Regions from separate parts of the Homo sapiens genome. Here region 1 is linked to region 2. A link is an interaction called in ENCODE POLR2A ChIA-PET data of the cell type or tissue named here. Cell type or tissue: CD4-positive, alpha-beta T cell. All regions are shown on one strand.

Evidence for each region. Peaks named below come from ENCODE experiments on the same cell type or tissue, not always from the same donor. Only the 100,000 strongest peaks of a DNase experiment are listed, where the experiment ranks them.
Region 1: POLR2A ChIA-PET joins it to region 2 with 5 read pairs; 2 of 35 experiments call an interaction of 5 or more read pairs at or near these places.

What each region holds. Positions count from the first base shown.
Region 1 is chr15:78,611,490-78,615,489 of GRCh38, forward strand. All of the region lies in intron 4 of CHRNA3 (cholinergic receptor nicotinic alpha 3 subunit), which reads right to left. Among named protein-coding and RNA genes, the nearest start is that of CHRNA3, 7.5 kb to the right of the region's middle. In CD4-positive, alpha-beta T cell, no CTCF peak of the experiment used is centred here; no DNase peak of the experiment used is centred here.
Region 2 is chr15:78,724,577-78,728,576 of GRCh38, forward strand. LOC105370913 (a long non-coding RNA gene) reads right to left here. Exons shown (of 3, transcript XR_932509.2): 1 at 3,036-4,000. Among named protein-coding and RNA genes, the nearest start is that of ADAMTS7, 85 kb to the right of the region's middle. RefSeq lists enhancers at 2,365-2,919, 2,920-3,473. In CD4-positive, alpha-beta T cell, no CTCF peak of the experiment used is centred here; a DNase peak (open chromatin) is centred at 2,465.

The DNA of each region.
Region 1 (4,000 bases), 110 kb before region 2:
TGCAGAAAAGGCCTTTGACAAAATTCAACAACCCTTCACGCTAAAAACTCTCAATAAATTAGGTATTGATGGGATGTATCTCAAAATAATAAGAGCTGTCTATGAGAAACCCACAGCCAATATCATACTGAATGCGCACAAACTGGAAGCATTCCTTTTGAAAACGGGCACAAGACAGGGATGCCCTCTCTCACCACTCCTATTCAACATAGTGTTGGAAGTTCTGGCCAGGGCAATTAGGCAGGAGAAGGAAATAAAGGGATTCAATTAGGAAAAGAGGAAGTCAAATTGTCCCTGTTTGCAGATGACATGATTGTATATCTAGAAAACCCCATTGTCTCAGCCCAAAATCTCCTTAAGCTGATAAGCAACTTCAGCAAAGTCTCAGGATACAAAATCAATGTACAAAAATCACAAGCATTCTTACACGCCAATAACAGACAAACAGCCAAATCATGAGTGAACTACCATTCACAATTGCTTCAAAGAGAATAAAATACCTAGGAATCCAACTTAAGAGGGATGTGAAGGACCTCTTCAAGGAGAACTACAAACCACTGCTCAATGAAATAAAAGAAGATACAAACAAATGGAAGAACATTCCATGCTCATGGGTAGGAAGAATCAATATCGTGAAAATGGCCATACTGCCCAAGGTAATTTATAGATTCAATGCCATCCCCATCAAGCCACCAATGACTTTCTTCACAGAATTGGAAAAAACTACTTTAAAGTTCATATGGAACCAAAACAGAGCCCGCATCGCCAAGTCAATCCTAAGCCAAAAGAACAAAGCTGGAGGCATCACACTACCTGACTTCAAACTATAGTACAAGGCTACAGTAACCAAAACAGCATGGTACTGGTACCAAAACAGAGATATAGATCAAAGGAACAGAACAGAGCCCTCAGAAATAACGCCACATATCTACAACTATCTGATCTTTGACAAACCTGACAAAAACAAGCAATGGGGGAAAGGATTCCCTATTTAATAAATGGTGCTGGGAAAACTGGCTAGCCATATGTAGAAAGCTGAAACTGGATCCCTTCCTTACACCTTATACAAAAATTAATTCAAGATGGATTAAAGACTTAACATGTTAGACCTAAAACCATAAAAACCCTCGAAGAAAACCTAGGCAATACCATTCAGGACATAGGCATGGGCAAGGACTTCATGTCTAAAACACCAAAAGCAATGGCAACAAAAGCCAAAATTGACAAATGGGATCTAATTAAACTAAAGAGCTTCTGCACAGCAAAAGAAACTACCATCAGAGTGAACAGGCAACCTACAAAATGGGAGAAAATTTTCACAACCTACTCATCTGACAAAGGGCTAATATTCAGAATCTACAATGAACTCAAACAAATTTACAAGAAAAAAACAAACAACCCCATCAAAAAGTGGGTGAAGGATATGAACAGACACTTCTCAAAAGAAGACATTTATGCAGCCAAAAAACACATGAAAAAATGCTCATCGTCACTGGCCATCAGAGAAATGCAAATCAAAACCACAATGAGATACCATCTCACACCAGTTAGAATGGCGATCATTAAAAGGTCAGGAAACAACAGATGCTGGCGAGGATGTGGAGAAATAGGAACACTTTTACACTGTTGGTGGGAGTGTAAACTAGTTCAACCATTGTGGAAGTCAGTGTGCCGATTCCTCAGGGATCTAGAACTAGAAATACCATTTGACCCAGCCATCCCATTACTGGGTATATACCCAAAGGACTATAAATCATGCTGTTATAAAGACACATGCACACGTATGTTTATTGCGGCATTATTCACAATAGCAAAGACTTGCAACCAACCCAAATGTCCAACAAGGATAGACTGGATTAAGAAAATGTGGCACATATACACCATGGAATACTATGCAGCCATAAAAAATGATGAGTTCATGTCCTTTGTAGGGACATGGATGAAACTGGAAACCATCATTCTCAGCAAACTATCGCAAGGACAAAAAACCAAACACCGCATGTTATCACTCATAGGTGGGAATTGAACAATGAGAACACATGGACACAGGAAGGGGAACATCACACACCAGGGACTGTTGTGGGGTGGGGGGAGGGGGGAGAGATAGCATTAGGAGATATACCTAATGCTAAATGACGAGTTAATGGGTGCAGCACACCAACATGGCACATGTATACATATGTAACAAACCTGCACATTGTGCACATGTACCCTAAAACTTAAAGTATAATAATAATAAAATTTAAAAAAAAACTGTAAAGCAGTGGCAAACAAACAAAAAAAAAACCAAAAAAAACCACAAAAAAATTAGCCAGGCGTGGTGGCGGGCGCCTGTAGTCCCAGCTACTTGGGAGGCTGAGGTAGGAGAATGGCGTGAACCAGGGAGGCGGAGCTTGCAGTGAGCCCAGATCATGCCACTGCACTCCAGCCTGGGCGACAGAGTGAGACTCCATCTCGGGGTGGGGGGAAAAAAAAGAAGAGAAATCCTTAACAGAGGGTGAATCCTGAGCAATTGAAGTTCTAACTAGGAGAAGAGAGAGAACATGAGTTGGATGATTTTCTCTAAATGTTATTTTCAGCTTCAGATTTCAAAGAAATTCCTTATGATATTTGCTCCTCTCCACAGCCAATTTGCAACATTTTGCTACGCCTCTCATTATTGCTAAAATCATAAATCCTACAGTACTCCAGCTGTTCACTCAAGATTGCCAGCAAGGAAATGGCTATAAAACGCAAAACATGAAGATTAAACTTTTTGCTCATTTTCTTAATTGTAGCTTAGCAAAAATTCTCTACACCCTGCCCAGTTCCCTTAAGAGCATTTGAACCATGTGATTCCTACGACAATTCAGTGCAAGAAGAAAAAAATCTGCAAGCCTGTTGAGTTTATATTGTGTCCCAGTTCTTTGATGACCAGTTTACAAATACAAATTACATACAAGAAACATTTATAAGTGCTGTGTTTCCTTGGGAAAACAGTAAATAAAACATGGACTGTCTTTAGAGTGAGTAAAGACCCACTTTTGTTTTTGCCAGAGACCAGAAAGTGGGATTCAGTATAAAACATAGCTTCTCTAGTCCTGACACTAACTGTAAAATCAATACTACTAATAAGAAAACATTATTTTGTACTAATATGGCATAAAAACCTAGAAGTATTCTTAGCATTAAAATCAGAATAGACTAATTCTACATCAACTGTTTTGCTGAAAATGTTTAAATGTAAATGTAAAAGGTTTAAATATTCAAACATTTTAACTCTAAAATGCAGGTACAAAAATGATATTCTTCAATACCCAGAGAACTAACTAGCATATTGCAAAATATCAACTAAAATTTATGTCAGTCCAATGAAAGAGCTTAAATGTGGGAAGTATCAGTTTTGTGTGGACTTAGAGAAAAGGGAGGGGTTTTGGAGGTGCTATGATGAGCAGGACCTGTCTGGCAGAGGAAGAACCTTTGCAAGAGAGAAAGAGGAGAGGCCTCCCAAAACTGGCGGGAAGATGCACATTCCGGATCCATAGGAGACTGGAAGTGGCCCACTGTGAAGGACTGGCTCGAGAGCAGCTTCTCTCGATGGCAGGAGCCAGGGAAGTCTTTTTAGTCCTGGACTCACCCTTCTCAACTACGACCTGGATGCAGCCACCCAGACGGGCTGGGAGCACGGGGCCCAGAATGCTCATCCTACTCTGTACATGGGAACCTTGCTTCACATACTTGGGGGGCTATCAATCCTTTCTCCAAGGCCCAGACCTTTTCCCAGTGGGAGGAGGCCTGCAGGGTACACCGTGTAGCAGGGTAACTGTCTGATGGCAGGTTTGCTGTTGGGAGAGTAGAGAAGAGGTTTGGGGACACAGGCAGAGACAGGCTGGGGTGCCCAGCTCAGCCCCCTGATCACAGCATCGGCCTCCTGCATCCACTGCCCACAGTGGCCCCAAAGCCACAGTGGATGGCTGAGACCACCCCAGACCTGGCTGTGCCACACATCCACTCTGGGCCT
Region 2 (4,000 bases):
ACAAGCAATGGGGAAAGGATTCCCTATTTAATAAATGGTGCTGGGAAAACTGGCTAGCCATATGTAGAAAGCTGAAACTGGATCCCTTCCTTACACCTTATACAAAAATTAATTCAAGATGGATTAAAGACTTAAACGTTAGACCTAAAACCATAAAAACCCTAGAAGAAAACCTAGGCATTACCATTCAGGACATAGGCATGGGCAAGGACTTCATGTCTAAAACACCAAAAGCAATGGCAACAAAAGCCAAAATTGACAAATGGGATCTAATTAAACTAAAGAGCTTCTGCACAGCAAAAGAAACTACCATCAGAGTGAACAGGCAACCTACAAAATGGGAGAAAATTTTTGCAACCTACTCATCCAACAAAGAGCTAATATCCAGAATCTACAATGAACTCAAACAAATTTACAAGAAAAAAACAAACAACCCCATCAAAAAGTGGGCAAAGGACATGAACAGACACTTCTCAAAAGAAGACATTTATGCAGCCAAAAAACACATGAAAAAATGCTCATCGTCACTGGCCATCAGAGAAATGCAAATCAAAACCACAATGAGATACCATCTCACACCAGTTAGAATGGCAATCATTAAAAAGTCAGGAAACAACAGGTGTGGAGAGGATGTGAAGAAATAGGAACACTTTTACACTGTTGGTGGGACTGTAAAGTAGTTCAACCATTGTGGAAGTCAGTGTGGCGATTCCTCAGGGATCTAGAACTAGAAATACCATTTGACCCAGCCATCCCATTACTGGCTATATACCCAAAGGACTATAAATCATGCTGCTATAAAGACACATGCACATGTATGTTTACTGCGACATCATTCACAATAGCAAAGACTTGCAACCAACCCAAATGTCCAACAAGGATAGACTGGATTAAGAAAATGTGGCACATATACACCATGGAATACTATGCAGCCATAAAAAACGATGAGTTCATGTCCTTTGTAGGGACAAGGATGAAATTGGAAATCATCATTCTCAGTAAACTATCGCCAGAACGAAAAACCAAACACCGCATATTCTCACTCATAGGTGGGAATTGAACAATGAGAACACGTGGACACAGGAAGGGGAACATCACACTCTGGGGACTGTTGTGGGGTGGGGGGAGGGGGGAGGAATAGCATTGGGAGATATACCTAATGCTAGATGACAAGTTAGTGGGTGCAGCGCACCAGCATGGCACATGTATACATATGTAACTAACCTGCACATTGTGCACATGTACCCTAAAACTTAAAGATAATAATAATAAAAAAAAAGAAAAAATAGAAAAAAGCTTAGTTTGGTGTGGGAAAAGAAGCTCACAGGTTATGGAGCAAATCATGTAAGATTCAACCCTTGATCTCAGCCTAGTGTGGAATTCAAGTAACAAGCAATACACAGTGACATAACACAATTCTTGGTTTTCATGATTGCAAGTCATAGCCAAGTATCAAGTGAGAAATTCAGTTTCATTTGCAAGGCTTAGAGAGGCCAGGTGATTCTAGAAAAATAGGCCTTGTATATGCTTTAAACCAGTAAAGAGCTTTGAGTGCTTATTAAATTGAAAGCTTTGTGTTTTTATTAATTTTTTACTTTTTTTTTTTTTTGAGATGGAGTCTCAGTCTGTCACCCAGGCTGCAGTGCAGTGGTGTGACCTTGGCTCACTGCAACTTCGGCTTCCAGGTTCAAGTGATTCTCCTGCGTCAGTCTCCCGAGTAGCTGGGATTGCAGGTACCCATGACCACACCTGGCTAGTTTTTGTATTTTTAGTAGAGACGGGGTTTCACCATGTTGGCCAGGCTGGTCTTGAACTCCTGACCTAAGGTGATCCACCCGCCTAGGCCTCCCAAAGTGCTGGGATTACGGGAGTGAGCCACTGCACCCGGCACAAAAGCTTTGTGTTTTTAAAGATATTAGACATGTTTCTTATTTTTTAAAAAAAAAAATCTTAATAATGCAGGAAATTAAGAAAAACTTTTTCCAAAAAAAAGAATTCATTGTGATTATCTTATTGGAATGTTGGATAATATAGTCCACTTCATTAAACATCAAGCATGCTATGGATTTTCCATTTTTATAGGAGTTGTATCTCAATTGAAGTAACACTGGTAATTCTTGTACTTCATTTGAAGATGAAAAATGTAGGCCAAAATCATAGACCTTGCATAGAAGCTGGATAATGAAGACAGCTCTGGTGGAACACGTAGACATATGCACACTGATACACATATATAAAAAGTATAAGCACATATATTTTTTAAAGTTTATTTTTAAAGTTTTAAAGCTTTTAAAGCAAAAGCCGGCCCCTCCCCTCTCCTGGAGTGGGCGGCCCCTCCCTGCTCCTGGAGTAGGCAGGCCCCGCCCCTCTCCCCAAGTGGGCGGGACAGCAGTTGCATGGGCAGCTTTCCTTGTGATGCCACAGGTTCCTCTGGACACACTGCTGCCTGGCCACGCCTCCTTTCCCTTTCATCTTTCTCACTGACCAATGGGCTTGGAGCATTAAGGCCCCGCCCCATTCTGCATTACAGTGTGGCCCTGGTTACACCTCCTCTGGCTCAGTCACACAGCTGCCTGGTAGGTGACTGGAGGTGTTCGCTGATGTGGCCCTAACCCTGCCTCCCTCCCCACCCCACGATGTTAGAAGAAACTCAACAGAGGAAACTGGCCACAGCCAAGAAAAAAGTAAAACGCATCAGATCATGGCCCCCCCAACCCAGCCACAGATCCCCTTTGATGGCAAGACCACTGCCAGAGTCCATACCAGCCCTTAGGCACACCGGGCTGGGTCCCCCCACACTGGCACCTCTGTGCTCCCTCCAACCAAAGTCTTGTCAGTCAGTCCCGCCCCTTCAGCAAGCAGCTCAGGCCCTGCCCTCACCAATCACCCCAGGGTGACTTTGGGCGAGTGACTTCTGGGGCTCCCGGCTCCATACTCAGCCTTCACATCCTGCCACCCCAAGCCCGACCTCCCTGAGTTCTTTGGGCTCACCTCTCCAAGGACCTGGGTCCCCCAGCCCCAGGCCCCACCCTCACCAGTCATCCCTGGGTGACTTTGGGCTGGTGACTCCTCGGGCTTCCTGCTGCAGACTCTGCTCTCCCCTCCTGCTGACCCAAGCCCGACCTCCCTGGGCTCTTTGGGCTGGTGTCTCCGTGGACCTGGGTCCCAGCCCTACATCCCCCTGCTCCATTGTGAATCGGTGACTCAGCCATCACACTGATGTTGTTCCCTCCCTCCCCTAGGAGGAGTGGAATGTAGTGATGTCACAGTCCCCCCAGGAACTGTCATTACTGCTTCAAGACCGGCCTTTGATCTTACAACCCAGTCCCCTAAGCATTCTCACCCCATTTCTGGTTCCTGTGGTCACAGCACAAATTTCCAGCTGGAAGGGGAATGGGGACTATGGGACCTAGGGGCAAGAGGTTTCAGGCTGCCTTACTCCCTTCACATAGACATTGACAGCGTGAAAAGCCTACAATTCCCCCGTGAGCTCAAAACATTGACAGTATCTCTGGGTGGCAATGGGAGAACAGGTTTGGTTTGGTTTGGTTTGATTTTCTCCCAGGCTTCTACTCTCCAGAGAGACTTTAACATTATTTTCTCAGTTCTCCACCTCATATTCTAATTCTTCATGGTTCTGGGACCAGACTGCCCTTCAGTCAATGGTCGCTGGAGTGAGATTTGCTCATCTTCTGTGGAATAGATCTGGGGAAATTGAACTTGACAGCTTGAATCTTCCTCTTATCATCCCAATCTGGGGTACTTTGAGTGCCACAGGATAAGTGTGGGAGATCTTTCTGAAGCATCAATTTCCCTTGATTCCCTTGAGAGAGAAAAAGCATTAATGTACTTAGGGAAGACAGTCACATAGGTTTCTAAGAGTATACCAGACTTCTCTCTGAAATGAGACTTGGGTTGTCCTCTTTCTGATAAATTCTGAGATTTAACAAAAAAGCTGCCTTCTGCCATGAGGACACATTGATATAAAAGTTTAAGAGGT